Linked DNA regions of Mus musculus: region 1 is linked to region 2. The links are chromatin loops, found by intact Hi-C in ENCODE. Cell type or tissue: left cerebral cortex. All regions are shown on one strand.

Evidence for each region. Peaks named below come from ENCODE experiments on the same cell type or tissue, not always from the same donor. Only the 100,000 strongest peaks of a DNase experiment are listed, where the experiment ranks them.
Region 1: it touches region 2 in a loop (2.4-fold over the local background); 2 of 42 quality-filtered maps call a loop at or near these places.

The regions. Positions count from the first base shown.
Region 1 is chr2:101,915,805-101,923,804 of GRCm38, forward strand. No RefSeq gene overlaps it. Among named protein-coding and RNA genes, the nearest start is that of Commd9, 34 kb to the left of the region's middle. In left cerebral cortex, no CTCF peak of the experiment used is centred here; DNase peaks (open chromatin) are centred at 2,952 and 4,525.
Region 2 is chr2:101,998,316-102,006,315 of GRCm38, forward strand. The region is part of intron 4 of Ldlrad3 (low density lipoprotein receptor class A domain containing 3); the gene reads right to left. The region is part of intron 1 of Gm39888 (a long non-coding RNA gene); the gene reads left to right. Among named protein-coding and RNA genes, the nearest start is that of Gm39888, 10 kb to the left of the region's middle. In left cerebral cortex, no CTCF peak of the experiment used is centred here; DNase peaks (open chromatin) are centred at 3,541, 4,099, 4,478, 5,083 and 4 more places; H3K27ac peaks cover 3,928 bases.

The DNA.
Region 1 (8,000 bases), 83 kb before region 2:
AGATAACAGCACCAGCCAACATGTAGCAGGCCTTCATGAGACTGCTTGAGCCAGAACTGCCCAAGGGTTACCCCTGAATTCATGACCTTGACTTTAAGATATATAAAATGATTTTTGTTATTTTTATGCCATTAAGTTGGGGACAATTTATTACTCTCCAATAAATATTATATTAACTTAATCATTATAATAGCTGTACAAAATATATTTTCTTAAGTGCTAAAGGTGAAGCAGTTTTTTAATTACTAAAGTGACATAGCTAAGGGAGAGAATTCTTGCCAAGGAAATTCCACCCAGAGCCTACCTTCTTAGTGGTCATAGATAATGTTTCTGTTGCAAGTGGTTTTCAGGTGGAGGTAGAAGAAGTTTCCACTATGTGGGAAGCCCATTACAGGGCTCCCCAAATTTAGTTAATCCTTAGAAATTCCTTGTTAAAGATTAATTATCTCTAGTACATTTCCTAAATAAGTTTGTCTTGCTGGGTCTAGAATGTGGCCTTTGGGTGATTCATAATTCAGAATGTTAAAAGGTATTAGACCAGGTAATAATAGCTCTAGTTTTTGAGCTTCTGTTCTGTGGTTTGACATATGTTTCAATACCTACTGATCTTTTTGGAACGCTTCATTCACAACCATGATGACCTCATATGTCTGAGCAGAGGAAATTAGATAATATTGTAGTAACCAAGGATCTCATGGTGTAACCCCCCAGAGATTCATTTCCCTTTCTTATCTCAATCAGATACCGGCTGAGCTGTCTTCCTGTATCTGAAGAGCATCATCTGGAACACACAGCTGTCATAGTCACTGCTGCAAATCAAGGGAAAAAAGGGAACACACTTGTTCATTAGGGCCACACCTACAGGAAGCGTCTTCCTTGCCCACCTGCATTAACTGGCCAGGTTCAGTCTCAGGATATAGCTGCAAGGGAAGCAACAAAATATGGCTCATCATATAGCTGCAAAGGAAGCTACAAAATACAGAGAGCAAATACATACAAATACAAGGAACCACTGAAATGTCTGCCATATACGTTATTTGATTATAATGATTACTTATTTACTCATTCACTTGCTTACTGTTGTGCCAAAGACTGAATCCAGAGCTGTGAGCCTATGAGGCAGATTCTGTGTCACTGAAGTACATCTTGCTCCCATTGCTCATCTTGATTCCTTAGCTAGATGAAAATTATTTAAGGTCAAGGACATCCTTTAATTTGTTCCCTGTGGGCCTGACACTTAGTCTTTGCTAAATAAATTCCTCTAGTGCTGTCATCACCCTAAGGAAGTGGACTGAGGTATGGTGACAGTCTGCCAGAGTTAGGCACACCTTGGTTCTAACAGATGAGCCTCAGTTACTTTGTGTGCAGAACAGGAACACCAGTGGGTGCCTTTAAAGGAAGAGAGAAACATACATCACCACAGCCACAGAACAGAAGCTCAGAAGCTATTATTACCTGGTCTAATATCTTTTGACATTCTGAATTCTGAAGAGAAGGCAGATGTTACAAATGTGAACACTATGAGAATCTACTTAACCAAGGGTGTGAGAAGGATGAGCTTCCGGGGCCCCATGAGACCCTTGAAAGGATATGCAAATATTCCATGTAGGCATGAATGCATAGGGACTTCCTACTCATTTTTTCTAATTTGTTTATAAAGACACACATATGAAGTCCTCATTGTGAGATGTTTAGCCATTAAAGATTACAAGAGCTAACATGAATTGAGGACTTCCTGTATTCCAGGTAGGGCTTGGAGTATGTGGGGGATTCCATAGTTCATTTCACTCTCCTGGGAACCGCATGGAGTGCTTCTATTTTCATCTGTTTTATAGCTGAGGATCCTGGCTCAGAGAGGTTACGTTGCCAAAGGTCCCACCACCCATTAAGAGCTGAGCTGTTCTTTACTCCGCCCCAGGCTGCAGTTGGAGTGACTGCAGAGCCCAAACCCACTGACACCAAAGTCACAGTCACTTGGGGTTCTGTTAGAAATGCAGACTCTTGCTTCCCAAACCCCTAGACTTGATGAGGCAGACCTGTGCTCAGGGTGTGAGTGTGTGTGTGTGTGTGTGTGTGTGTGTTTGTGTGTGTGCCAGTGGATACACAAGTATGTCTGCTTAAGTGTGGAGGCCAAAAGCTAGCCTTGGGTGCTGTTCTTCAGGTACCATTTACCTTTTTGTCCCCCTTGAGATGGGGTCTTTCACTGGCTTGAGATTCCCTTAGCTTAGCTGGTTGGCCAATAAGAATTAGGGGCCACCCACCTTTGTTTCCCCAGTGCTAGAACTACAAGCATGCCCAGTTTAAATCAAGACAAAAGAAAACCGTGTCCTGGGATTGAACTGAGTGCAAGCACTTTTACAGAAGGAACTTTCTCTCCTGCCCAGAATTCTGTTTTATAATGAGCTCCCCAGGTGTTTTCCAACACTGTAAAAATTGTAGAAGCCTACATTCTGCCATTGAGTAGCTCCTCTGTCCTACCAGCCAATCCTCCTGGCTCTTAGTGTAGGCCTGTATCCTACTAAATAGACAAATGAACACTGTTGCCTACTGCCAGTTTTTGTCGAAAGCATAAAAAGGAAAATACCCACTCCAAAATATTTTAGAATATGTTTTCTTTGCCCTCTTGGAGTTCTTTGCATCTTCAGCTATCCTCAGACTGGACAGCTCAGTCATCAGAACAGATGATTGATCCAAACTGAACCAAAGCCCCCACTCCGTGAATGTGAAGGAAAAAACGTAGGGGTGCTATTTCGTTGCCAAACCTGTGCATCTCAAACTCCTGTGCTACAAACAAGTTGAGACCTGGACTCTCTAGGCCCTGTGCTTCAGCTGTTCCTGCTTTGCCCCAACCCCCTCTGTATGTTCCCTCTGATATCCAGATGGCAGCAGACACAGCGGCAAAGGTCGCTCCAGGCAGCAGCTCCTGGGCAGCAGCTCCCAAGCCAGCTGCATATTTGATTAACAAGAAAGCTGGCCAGATGCATCCTATCACAGAGGCAGTGATAGGATGCCAGCCTGTTTCATCTCTTCTCAGCCAGAAGAAAAAAAATTCATGTTATCCTGATGCCCGGTAAATGAGGCTATAATGACAGCCATGGCGACTGAGCATGGGCTATGGGTCAGGTATCTTGTGTTGTAAAACCCTTTGGTAGAGATAGTGTTTGTTCCCTAATCTACACATAAGTACTCTGAGGCCTAGATTGGCAGAATAACATATCCAAGGGGACAGGGATGAGGAGTAGAAATGACAGGATCAGATGGGTCTATAGGCTCTCTCTATGTATTCAGCTAATCATTGTACTAGTTAGTGTAAATCAGGATGATAAAGTTGAACTTGGGCCAAGGCTGGCCAGCAAAGGCCCTTCATGCCTTCTGAGCCTGCTGAAAATCCAAAGTCTGCTAATGGTCCACAAGCACTTATTGAGCAGACAATACCTTGTGGTATTTTTTTCTGTCATCAATTTTTTTTTTTTACTAATATAGAGTTTTAAATATATTGCACTAAAAATCCTGGGGGAGATGGCTTGGTTAGTATACTGTGTGGCACATAAGCAAGAGAACACTTGAAAGCCAGGTACAGCTTTGTATTTATAACCTCAAGTCTGGGGAAGGGGACGGGGATAGACAAACCTCTGGAGCTCATTATCTCGGGAAGGGGACAGGGATAGGCGCTCATTGGTCAGCCAGTTTACCCCAACCAAAGAGCCCTAGGTTTAGAGAGAGACCCTGTCTCAAAAATAACATGGAGACCAATCAAAGAGGACACCAACTCAGATCTTAAGTCTCTATATGCACATACATATATACACACTTGCATGTGCACACGCTCACAAGAACACATATTTATACCACATGCACATGCATACATGCATCTATTATATAATTGGAATAATAATTATTCTGGTTACTGAATTTTCTGGCGCTCCCCTAAATCTGGGTTCAAGACAAGTATCTCACTTGACCTGCTGAACCGTACAAGGTAGACACACAGGAAGTAAACTACCGGACATGTTTAGATGGGGACACTGAGACTTGAAAGGTATATCAGGAAATATACCCAAGCTCACGGTGCAGGTATCTGAAGCTGGATTCAGTCCCAAGCCTCTCAGACCCCACAGCAACTTTTCTTTTCTCCCCACCCCCCTCAAGCTTCCTTAGGGCCTTTCTCCACCCAGACTCACTGGATCCCATACCCTAAAGGAAGACTGCAGCCCAAGGTCAAGAGCTTTGACTGCCCCAGACACCCCCTGGCAGTTTCCTGGATTTAGCCTATGTGGCAGAACCTGTGGTTCACAGAGCGTGGTGACTGTTCTCTGGCCTGCAGCAGCCAGGGGATGAGAAGGAGAGGCTGTCTCAACATACAGAACTCTGAGGCCCTGAGGGAGGAGCTGTTCCGCCTTCCCTGAGGTTGGACTGAAGGTGCCTAGGTAACCCCTCTATTTCCTTCTCCCTCTCCCAGCCCCCAGCAGCAGCAGCTTGTGGGAGAATACAAGCCTCAGTTCTTTGTCTCTTCTGTCGTGGGTTTCCCAGCTATCCTCTGCAAAGCCACATAATTTGTGGGATGGTAGCAGTGTAGACATTCTTTCAGGGAGCTGATTTGTTTTGCTTCTGTTTAGGGCCTCAGCTGGGTGTTTAATGTTGCCTAGGAAACCATGGATCTTGGGGAGACTGGAAAAAGGCCCAGTTTCTTCCCCATCCCTTACTAGCATACTATGTCTTAGCTCTAGCTGAGGGTCAGAGGGGTCCAGAGCTCTCTGCAGGGTCCACTTTCATTCAATGTCAGGAGCTTGGGATATATTAAAACAACAACACTTTGCTAGCCCACTGGAAAAGGCTCAAACATAGGACCTGGTAGCCACATTTGTCCAAAATATAAGCCATTCCCCTCATTATCAGGATGATTAATAGCCATCATTTCATCTGAGAGCCCTAGGTCACTTTCAGGAATCTTTGTCACCATCTCTCAAGGTAATGCCACCTCAGCTCCAAAGATTGGCATTACATGTCTTTAGAGGTCCAGGATTTGGCCTCTATCTGGAAAACATGTTCAAGCCAGGAAGCCTTTCAAAGAGATATAGTGAAGCTTCCGATTGATTTCGGACCTTGAAACACAAAGTCTGAAGGATGTGTTGGCTCTGTCACTGTGAATGCTCAGCCCAGGAGGGCCGGCCTGAATGTTTAAGGAAGCAGAAGAAATAACATTGAGGTGATATTTCATTTGGCTGTGTACAGTCATCTATGGACACATAACAGGTTGCCTCAGAACTTAATGACTCAAAAGGAACATATTTATTATCTCATGGTGTACTGGCTGGTTTTGTGTGTCAACTTGATACAAGCTGGAGTTATCACAGAGAAAGGAGCTTCAGTTGAGGGAATGCCTCCATGAGATCCAGCTGTAAGGCATTTTCTCAATTAGTGATTAAGTGGGGAGGGCCCCTTGTGGGTGGTGCCATCTCTGGGCTGGTAGCCTTGGGTTCTATAAGAGAGCAGTCTGAGCAATCCAGGGGAAGCAAGCCAGTAAGTAATGTCCCTCCATGGCCTCAGCATCTATAAGAGAGCAGGCTGAGCAAGCCAGGGGAAGCAAGCCAGTAAAGAACATCCCTCCATGGCCTCTGCATCAGCTCCTGCTTCCTGACCTGCTTGAGTTCCAATCCTGACTTCCTTTGGTGATGAACAGCAGTATGGAAGTGTAAGCTGAATAAACCCTTTCCTCCCCAACTTGATTCTTGGTCGTGATGTTTTGTGCAGGAATAGAAACCCTGACTAAGCCACATGGTAATTGTCAATCAGGAATCCAGATAGTTCAATCAGGACTTCTGTCTCAGGTCTCTCAAAGGCTAAAATCAAGGTGGCAGCCACATCTGAAGACTTTTGGGGAATATTTTCATTCATGTGACACTTAGATTCCATTTCCAACAGTCGTTTACAGGTTACCCACAACTCCTTGCCAGACAGCTCTGTCCTTCAGATATATATAATGCAAGAAGAGAGACAGATAGAGACAGAGAGACACACAGAGAGATAGAGACAGACAGAGAGAGAGAACCAACTAGTCAGAGGGCATTGCCCTTTGACCCAATCATGAAGTGATACCCCATGACTTTTTCTATATTCTACTGATTAGGAGCGAGTCATGAGTCCATCCTACATCCAAAGAGAAGGGCATGCACAGTGCCATGGATATTAGGATCTGGGAAGCACTGGGGTCATGTCAGAATCTACTCCCTGTAGCCTGTTTGGACTGAGGAGACCCCATCTAAAACTGTGCCTCAATCTTTTGGAGATGGCCAAATACTTGCTGGGAATTCTTTATCCTTGGTGGCCCTGCTAGACAGTTCACGACCGTGGCCATAATGGGTTGGAGCATGGTGGGGTGACTGAAGGAAAAGAAATCAGATGGAATGCTCAGAGAAAGACCCAGGTTAATGACTTATTTTAAAAAATGGTCAAGGCATTAATAGGCATATGAAAGTCCACACAACAGGCACATACCCTGTCTTCATGGGGCACGATAGAAAGGAGTATTGCTCTGCACAGAGCAAAAGCAATAGGCAATGGCTAGGAAGACCAGGAGCTAGGAAGGTCAGAAGTCACCATAGTAAAACATTCATCTTAAGGAAGTGAGAAGAGGGAGAAGGTGGCTCCTCTTCAGTGTGGGAGGAGTAGAGGAAGAAGTAAGGCATAGCTGTGGGAAGCCTGGGCGTAAGAGGAAGCGAGCACTTGCTCTACTCGGAATCAGCTTAGCATCCTATAAAGGCAAGCTACTGTAGAGCTAAGAAGAGCTCAGAGTGACCTAACTTGAATCTCATGACCACTACTGAAGCAAGGGCATGGACCAGCCACCTCTGTGTTCCCTACTAGACTAGAGGAGGAGGGTCAGGGAGCCAGGATCAGCTTCATTTAGATCAGTGTAAATGACCAGTGGTAGTGGTACCTTCTATCCGTAGGTTATTCTGTCACAGGACATTTATTCTTGATAGCGGTACCTTCTAACCATGGGATACTTGTTCTCCTAAATGGCCTTTCTGCTTGGTGCACATGTAGGCAATATTCCCTTTGTCTTTTTGTTCTCCCCTCCCCATTCTTTTGGCAATGGTAGGAATTGAACCTAGGTTCTCGAGGGGGTTAGACAAGCACTGTACCACAGAGCTATAGCCCTAAGTGATCTTCTGAGCACACAGAGCACATTCTATCCCCTGGGCCAGTTGCTTGACTATAAACAAGATGCATATCTCCATTTCTATCTTATTTAACCCTGCATAAAGCTACATTTCCAAAAGTTTTCAAATTGACATTTTTCCTTACAATTGATCGTCATCATCATCATCATTATTATTATTATTATTATTATTCAGAATGCAATGGAAGAAGGAGACTGAGTAGCCTTTGACTTCAGCTGAGGCTTTATGGCAGAATACAGAAGATTTCTGGAGTCCCTAATGATTTGTTTGACTTGGTTTGTAACTCCAAATCTCCATCCAAGTTCCCAGAGCAGTGGTCAAATCAACCTTTGAAAGTCTCTCTGTCCGGTGACACATTCAGCAACATCATGTGCTTACCTGGAAATTGGCCCTGGTGGGAGTATTTACACTTCAGAACTTGGCAAATACCACAGTTCACAGCCTCCCCACGCCTGGAGCTCCTGGTTAAACATTTACCTGCCTCCAAGGAGAAGCCTTCTGAAACTGCCTTATTAAATATTATTTTCTTGTCCTTTAAAATTTGCGGCATCTCTGGGTTATTTAGTTTCTCTGCCTGCCTCTCCCACACCGCTACATTTAACATTTTCCCTCCTCAACGAGACTAACAACTCTGCGAACTGGCTGCTATGAATCCCAAAGCCCAGGACAATCCATGTAAGAAAATCTCGGAATTCTACAGTGAATTTCTGTCTTCCCGAAGTTTACAAAAATCCTTTTATTATACCCCAGTTTAGCTCTGGTTAGGATTCATCTTCTATAGCTATGCCTCCGCTCTGGTGTTTCAAGAATGATACA
Region 2 (8,000 bases):
GTGGCTGGGCCTCTACTCAGTTACAGGCGTGTGAAGAAGTGACCCAGGTTCTTGCATGAAAAAGTAATCCTGCTTTTTGACTCATGACTGACTGCAGCATGAGTCCTTGAGTTTCCGGCCTGTTGGCATACATCAAAGATTTGGACCTAGTATGAGTCAATTTCATGATGTGAATGAATGAATGAATGAATGAATGAATCTCTTACTGCTGGTTCCTTGTATAACTGACTATATGCTCAACTTCATTCACTTCATCTGCAAAGACCTTTATTCACAAATAAGGTCACATGATATTTACAGATCCTAGGTGGGCACGGCTTTCAGACCAGCACAGACATGGTAAATACCAGAGTGTTGATGTTCAAAGCCTGTTGCCTAGATCGTACAGTGGTGTCTCCTGGGAGTCTGGCAGAGATGCAGCCTCTCCAACCCCCTTCTGGACTTGCTGAATCAGAACCTTCGTTTTAACAGATCCAGACAATTTATGTATGCATTACAGTTTGCGAAGCACTGGGCTGGATAATCATGTTTCCAAGAAGTGATGGTGTTTATAATGAAAGGCCTGGAGTCCAGACACTGTGAAAATCGGATGACTTGAAAGGAACAGGTCAAGGAAGAACAAATTAAGAAGACAAGTAGAGAGAGTGGGAGCATTCAGTGTAAGTCGTAGCTTACTAGTCAACTGACATGCATCGTACCAGTAGTGGAGACCTCATGTGGATTTGACAACAGAATAAAGTGGGTTCTAAACAACTGGCTTCTGGCTACAAGGAAAATCCCCTGGGACAGAGAAGAAAAATTTCATCAGCACCGTCTGGAGTCTACATGGCTTTCCCCAATCTTGTCTCATCAAAGGCACTGCAGTGCTGATGTCACTGCCGGGTGACAGTGTGGCACTCGAATGGCCAGGTCTTGCTCAAGGCTCTCCCTGTAACTCATGTTGACATGAAGAAATGTTTCATTTTCAGATCCATACGTATGAATTTTTAATGAACGGTGTCAAAGAAATCAAATATTTTCCCCTCTATTCCACTTGGCAGAATCAGATTTTGACCCTCTGCCAAACAACCATAAATCATGTTCAGCAGAGAAAGGGGCAGGACCCAGGGGCGCCGCGTGTGGATTAGCCAGTTAATTTCCTGCTGTCAGACCTTCACCTGAGCTGTTGCAGGATGCAGAGGGGAGCAGGGGAAGAGGAGATGGGAACAAAGGAGAGGAGAAGAAAGGGAGGAAGGGGGAGCGAGGAAAACACACTTTGAGGACCACAAACAGGAGGTGTCCAATGGCTGCTGGCTCAGTCAGAAGTTAGAAAGACAACAACAACAACAACAACAACAACAACAACAACAACAACAAAAACAAACCAGAGGCAATTATCATTTCTTCCCGGAAGATGGAGAAGCCAGCTCAATCACCAGAGTTCTAGGACCGTTAGGCCACCCCCTCCTTTAGTTGAGGTGATGTTGGTCATTATTGTCAACATCTTTATCAATGGGAGTGATTTAGAATTTAGGTGTGTCTCTGAGTGTGCTTCCAGACAGGAAACAGGAGGGAAGACCCACCTCAGGTGTGGGGGCACCATGGTTGGTGTCCCAGACTGAATAAAGAGGAGGAAGTGAACTGAGAACCAGCAGCCATCTCTCTTGGCTTCCTCCATTGGTCACCTCTCTCCTGCCTTCCCCCATTCCTGGTCGTGACCGTGACTGACTGGTACCAAATCAATTCCTGACTCCCTAAGTTGCTTCTGTCAGGTAATGGGTCCAAACAAAAAGAAAAGTAACAATATGTTGCATGTGTGTGTTATAAAGCTATAAACCAAGAACTTCCTGCTTCAGGAGCACTCGGCTCTTAAGTTCCGTGAAAAGCAGCAGCGTCCTAATAAATTAAACTGCAATCAACCTCAGAGGGAAGCATGGAGTGTTAAAAACAGATACCATGTCTGACCTTGCAACATGGGAAGGGTATTTTAAGCAGTAACACCCTATGTTGGCAAAGACACAATATAGAAGAGGTGAAGCAGTCTATTCAATCGCTTGTAGGGGCTGTAAACAGTTCTACTTCAGCTTAGTAATAAAAATGCAATGAGCCCTTAAGTGTGTTTGGGGCTGATATAAACTCTAGGAACAACTGACCTAAAGAAGTAATCCAAACTAGGAAAATTTAAAAAGCTTGTTATGGGGGCTAGCAAGGCAGCTCAGTGGGTAAACCACTTGCTGGGGATGTGTGCAGCACCCACATACATGCCAGGTGACTGTGGCAGACTGCATGCAGAGGTAGGCAGAAACGGCATTCCCAGAACAAGCTGGACAGCTAGATTAGCTGAATCAGAGACCTCTAGATTCAAGTCAGAGATCCTGCCTCACCATGGTGGAAAGAAACTGAGGCACCATTGTGAACCACACATTCCTGCACCCACACACAGGAAACACACACACACACACATACATACACACACACACACACACACACACACACACACATACATGAGGCACACCAAATATATATATATATATATATATATATATATATATATATATATATATATATATATATATGAAGAGAAATTGCTATGAATATGTGAATCACAGCTTATTGGCAAAACCCAAGCGCCACTAGCAGTCATGTGAATAAACGAAAATAAGATGGAGCCATCTGAAAGAACATCACATAGCCATTAAGGACGCCAAGCACGAGTTTTCAGGATGGAGATATTTACTGAAGAGGGAGAAAATAGGATGCAAAGCAATGAATATCCTAATTGGAAGGACCAAGAGACTCCATTACCTTAGCACAGAAAAAAGGTAGAAGGAAGAATGCCAATTGCTGTAATGCTTATTTCTGCAAGCGGGAAACACGGGTTTATTTCCCCCTTCTATATTCTTGAAACATCCTGTAATCAGAGTATTTACTTCCATAATGGAAGCAAGACTTATTGTGTTTCTGAAAAGCAAATCAGTTGCATAAGATTTTAAAAAGATGTCCTTTTCCACAAACAATAAAAATTGAACCCTGGCTAATTCCAGGTGAAACACATTTGTAACACTGGATTTTCTAACATTACATCCAGATCTGGGACATTGGGGAACCTAGCTGCTTCCTTACAAAGCACCTAGCTCTGTTCTAAATGCTTTGCTTAAGAAATTAAAGGAGTCAGCCCGTCAGCTTTTAACCACTCGATTCTAGGAAGAGTCTCACACAGTCACTTCTCCTGCAGAACTCCATTACTTGGAAGGAAACTGCTGTACAGTGCAGAGAACAGTGGATGAATAGTTAGGGACCAGACTGGATGCTACTCCTTGCCAGTGGTCAGCCTCAACATCAGCATCTTGTTTCCCCCGCAAGTCAGTGCACTTGAAATCTATCATCTCTAGATTGTTTTTTCCATTCAAGCAAAAATTTTTTGAAGCAGGCCATCTGTTTCTGGAAATGAGGAGCAATTTAAGGACAGATGTAAGGTGCAGGGACAGGGGAACAATTTCATCTGAGTAATGAGTTTATTGATGTGCTTGCTTTCCAAGTGGCTGACTCATTCAAGTTTAAATAAAGTGACTCTTGAGTGGGTCTAACCACGTTGCAACAGCAGGAAGAAGGGGAGGGGGAGAAGAGGAGGAGCAAGAGGAGGAGGTCACTCTTGATGGACAGTTGCCCTAAGGCCTATGTGTTCATGTAAGGCATCTCCACAATTTTAATCTTTTCTGAAAGCTGAGCTGAGAAGCTCCAAGATGGATAGTTGCTGATATTCATAGACTCAGTCACACTGTCAGTTCTTAAGTAACCCAAAGTCTCACTAGGGGAAGTGGCAGAAGCAATGTCTTTACCCAGTCCTATCACTGATGTCTCTCTTCTCCCAGAAGCTCTTGGTGTCTATTTCTGTAAGCCAGTGAAGCAAGACCAGGGCAAGGGCACGGAGGTGAGCAGCCACTGCTGACCCAACAAACAGAAATTTCTGTGGTGTGGAGTCCACATGTCTTGTCCAGTACTCCAAGCCTTCCCCTCTTAGCTGTCGGTCATCTTAATATACTGCACTTATACTGCAAACACCATCCCTTGCCAACCCAGCCACCAAGTATCAAGCATTTCTGAACAAATGCTGTGGATTCAGTTCTCTCCTTCTCCCTTATTCGGATCCTGGGGATTGAGCTGAAGTTGGCAGGCTGCAGAGCAAGCGCTTTTGCTTGCTGAACTAGCTCCTCTTATCTATCTTTCATTTTCTTTTCTAAAGGAAAAAAAAAACCCTACTTGAAGCCCAATCCCCATCGCTGTACACACACCACTCTTTAGGAAGCCACCATCAGTGCATGAGGAAGTGGTCAAGTGGGCACGTCAGTACATGGATAGGAAAGGAAGAAACTGGACGGAAATGAGACTTAAAAGGTGCCCACCTACAACTTGGTATCTCGGATCCGCATCTCCCCAAACCCACTTATCCACACTGTGTATGTTACTTACCCTGCCACACATCATAGGTAGGGAAGTCAGGGCAAGCACTTTGATATGGATCCCAGAAACGAATCCCCACCCCGCAGGGATATGAGCTGCTCTTGTGCTGGCGATCAGGAGGCTGGGTCAGCTGAGCAGTCGGAATGACAAAGAAGGGGGGGATGTTTAATTGAGGGAAGGGAATAGATTATTTTCATGCTCCATCTCCATCCACGCAATCCATCTACCAATTACAAGCAAGTTCTTATCCAGACATTAAAGCAGGCAACTGCCCGTGCTGGCATCCAACCAAAACTGCTTATCTTGAGGCTTCCATCATCCCAGACCCCTTTCCTGATCCCAGATCACTGGCTTCCTGCCTAATGCAGCTGCACTGCTTTTTCTGCCCCTGGATTTAGCTCCTGGAATTTTCCCCTGATACCAAACACCCTTGCAGACAGACACACAAAGCCAGGCAGTGAGCTGGTCTTTGTTTCATCTGTCTGAGGAGGAAGAAGCTGTTTGGCCTCTCAAGTCTGTCTATATCTGTCCTGCTAAATATCACAACCGCTGAGGCTGGTGGATAGGATCCAGTTCTAAGGACAAGGCTGTCTCAGAATTTGAAATATTCCAGGAAGGAAGACTTGTGAGAAGGGGCTGGGGAACTGCTGCAAAACTCACCAATGCATTCTTAACACCGAGACTCCATGCCAACCTGAATTTCCATTGCAAATCAAGCATTCACCGGGCCCCACCATTAGTTAAGCTCAGCGCCCTGGCTAATTAAGTCAGTCTCCGGTGGGGAAGGATAGATTTAAGGGCCATCATCAGCTCCTGTCTGAGATGCTCACAGCTGAGACTTCATTCTTCATGCAATGCGGAGCAAATCAAAGCTAATGCCAGAGCATGGCCACAGCTGACTGGGCCTCTCTCAGTGATGTGCACCCAAGCCCCAAGATGTCACCGGCTCACATGTCATTTGTCTGCATTAACATTCTGTCTGGGTTCTTGCTTCACACTCAACAAGTCTACTGCAAGCTGTAAATAAGGAGACGAAGGACAGGGACATATGCCAAGAAAGCTCACACATGGCTCACAGGGCGACAAAACCCATATTAATAATGTGATCTGAAGAGACTCGAGGAACGCTGGGGCTGCTGTCACTTCTCCTTAGATGAAGAATCCCACCAGTGGGGGTGATTGATATTCTAATTCTTCAAACTGCATCTTTCTAAAAATGTAGATTAAACTTTCCCAAATAGCTTGGATGCTCTCTCAACTCTCCTCCAGCGTCCTGTCCCTCCCCATGGGGATTAAAAATATCATGCCAGGATTTATATTTGGTTCAAATTTGCTTAGCACACCAAGGCTAAATACAGCTTATGCACCACTCATGCTTCCAAAATCACTTACTTGGAAACGTATGAAACAGTAATGGAATGATTTATAGTTTTCTCTTAGCTCTTTCATTGCTGATTTACGGAGATCTCTCCAGGGGTGATTATTTTTGGATATTTCAAAATCTGTAGACTGCCGAACTCTTGATAGATGTTAATGTATTTCCAGAGAGCCTATGTTAACTGACACGTTTCATTCATTTAAACATTTAATGAGCACCTATGATGCATTACATATAGTGGGTTATACAAAGCTGGTTGGAGTATAGGCTTGTGTCCTCGGATAACCTACACTTGCCCCTGTTACTCTACTTAGGGGCTGCATTGCCACAGTGACTATACTTACTGGCAAAACAAAATTTCCCCGGTGTGAAGCCCTGGATGGACACATCTTCTATGGTATCCACCTTACCTCTTCAACTAGAGGAGCTGGTTAAGTCCTGGCATGAAAATGGAGTTGTTCCTTGGAACTGTCAAACTGCATCCATCCGTCCATCCATCCATCCATCCATCCATCTATCCACCCACTAATATATTTATGTATCATCATTTGTCATCCATCTATTCATCCATCCATCATCTGTCATCTATCCATCCATAAATCCATCATCTGCCATCCATCAATCCGTCCATTCAACTAGCCTTTGCTTCACAGGAATCTTGGGAGAGCACACCCAGTATATCATACTCCAACAGCTCTTGGAAAATGCCAAATAGTTTCCTTCTCTCTCCTAGTAGAGGAAGAAATCAGAGATGGATGGGCATTCTAGAGATCCAGGATCTGGCTTCCAGCTTAGGTTCCCAGTACATAATTGCATGGCATTCAAAGGTCACTAATGCACTTTCAACTCTAATCCTCCCAACCAACACAGGAAGTAAGCTATGGCTACAAAGGCAATCACTGTTACTGTATTCAGAGTCCCTGTCCCCACTCTCTGTAGATGTGTTCACCTTTGTGAGGGTGCGTCAGGTGTCTTTCTCTATTGCTGCCCACCTTATTAATTTCCGAGGCATGGTCTCACTATTTTGGCAAGGCTGGCTAGTACCAGGTTCAGGGGATGCCCCTATCTCCGCTCCCCCTGCGCTGGAGTGCAGAAGCCATGCCTGGTGTCTTTCCCATGGTGGCTGGGGGTCCAAAATCAGGTCCTCGTGCTTGCACAACAAGCGCTTTGCCTTCTGAGCCATCTCCCAGGCCCATCAAAGACGCTTTCCTCTGCCAGGCAAGTTCCTAGCTTGAACAAGGAGCTAATAAAAACATTTAGAAGGAAAAAAATGACCTCTGAGAAAGAATTACTTTTTTTTGTTGCTGCTGCAGCAAGGCTAACATGGACTAAGGGGAGAGAGCAAGCACTGCTGCGTGGAATAATTAAATCTTTCAGGGAGGGCCTGGCTCAACTGCCATGCTAAATGGGAAGCTGGAGTCTCTTGGGCCTTATCTACACTGGCTGGGAGATCACACTGGCTTTCTGGGAGCTTCGATCTTCTGGTTACAGTGGCAAAGGCCCTCAAGGCTGGCCTGTGTGGATCGCAGAAAAGTCCAAGAACAAACAGTTGGTGGCTTGCAGTACTGCCCACAAATGGCCTGCTGGAATTCCAACATCTCCACGTTCCTGGAATGCCCATGCAAGCACAGGCTCAGTTTTATTCCGTGTTTCGGGCTCAATGCAGGGGCGGGGGTAGGGGGGAGGGACTGCTTTCATTGCTGTCAGAGCACTGCTTATCTGCCTCACGCACAGCCAGTGGGGATTTAGAAATTTTCTGCTACTGTCTTATCAGCTCTGGGTAATGAACAGGGTCTGGGATGGAGCCTTTTGGGGGGTGGGGCACTGTTGAGAAGATGCAGAAGCCAGCATTGGGCATCTGTGGGCAGACTCAGGCTTGGGACAGAGGGATGAGACAGGATCACGTCTGCCTGCTGTCCTGTGGATGGACTGTCTTTTCCTTGGGACTGTCACCACACTACCCACACCATCTCTAACTCCACGCCGCCTCATCCTCCTCATTTCTAGTCTAAGCGAGGCTTCTACCTTTCCTTTAACTTTTTCATTTCAAGAAAACCACAGCAAGAAAGACTTTCTTCCAGTCATGCATTCCAAAGCACTCCCACCGAGCAGGCATCTGCAGCAGCCTTGCTGAATGACAGGGAAAACATCCATGTTCAGAACAAAAGCTATGCCCTCGTGA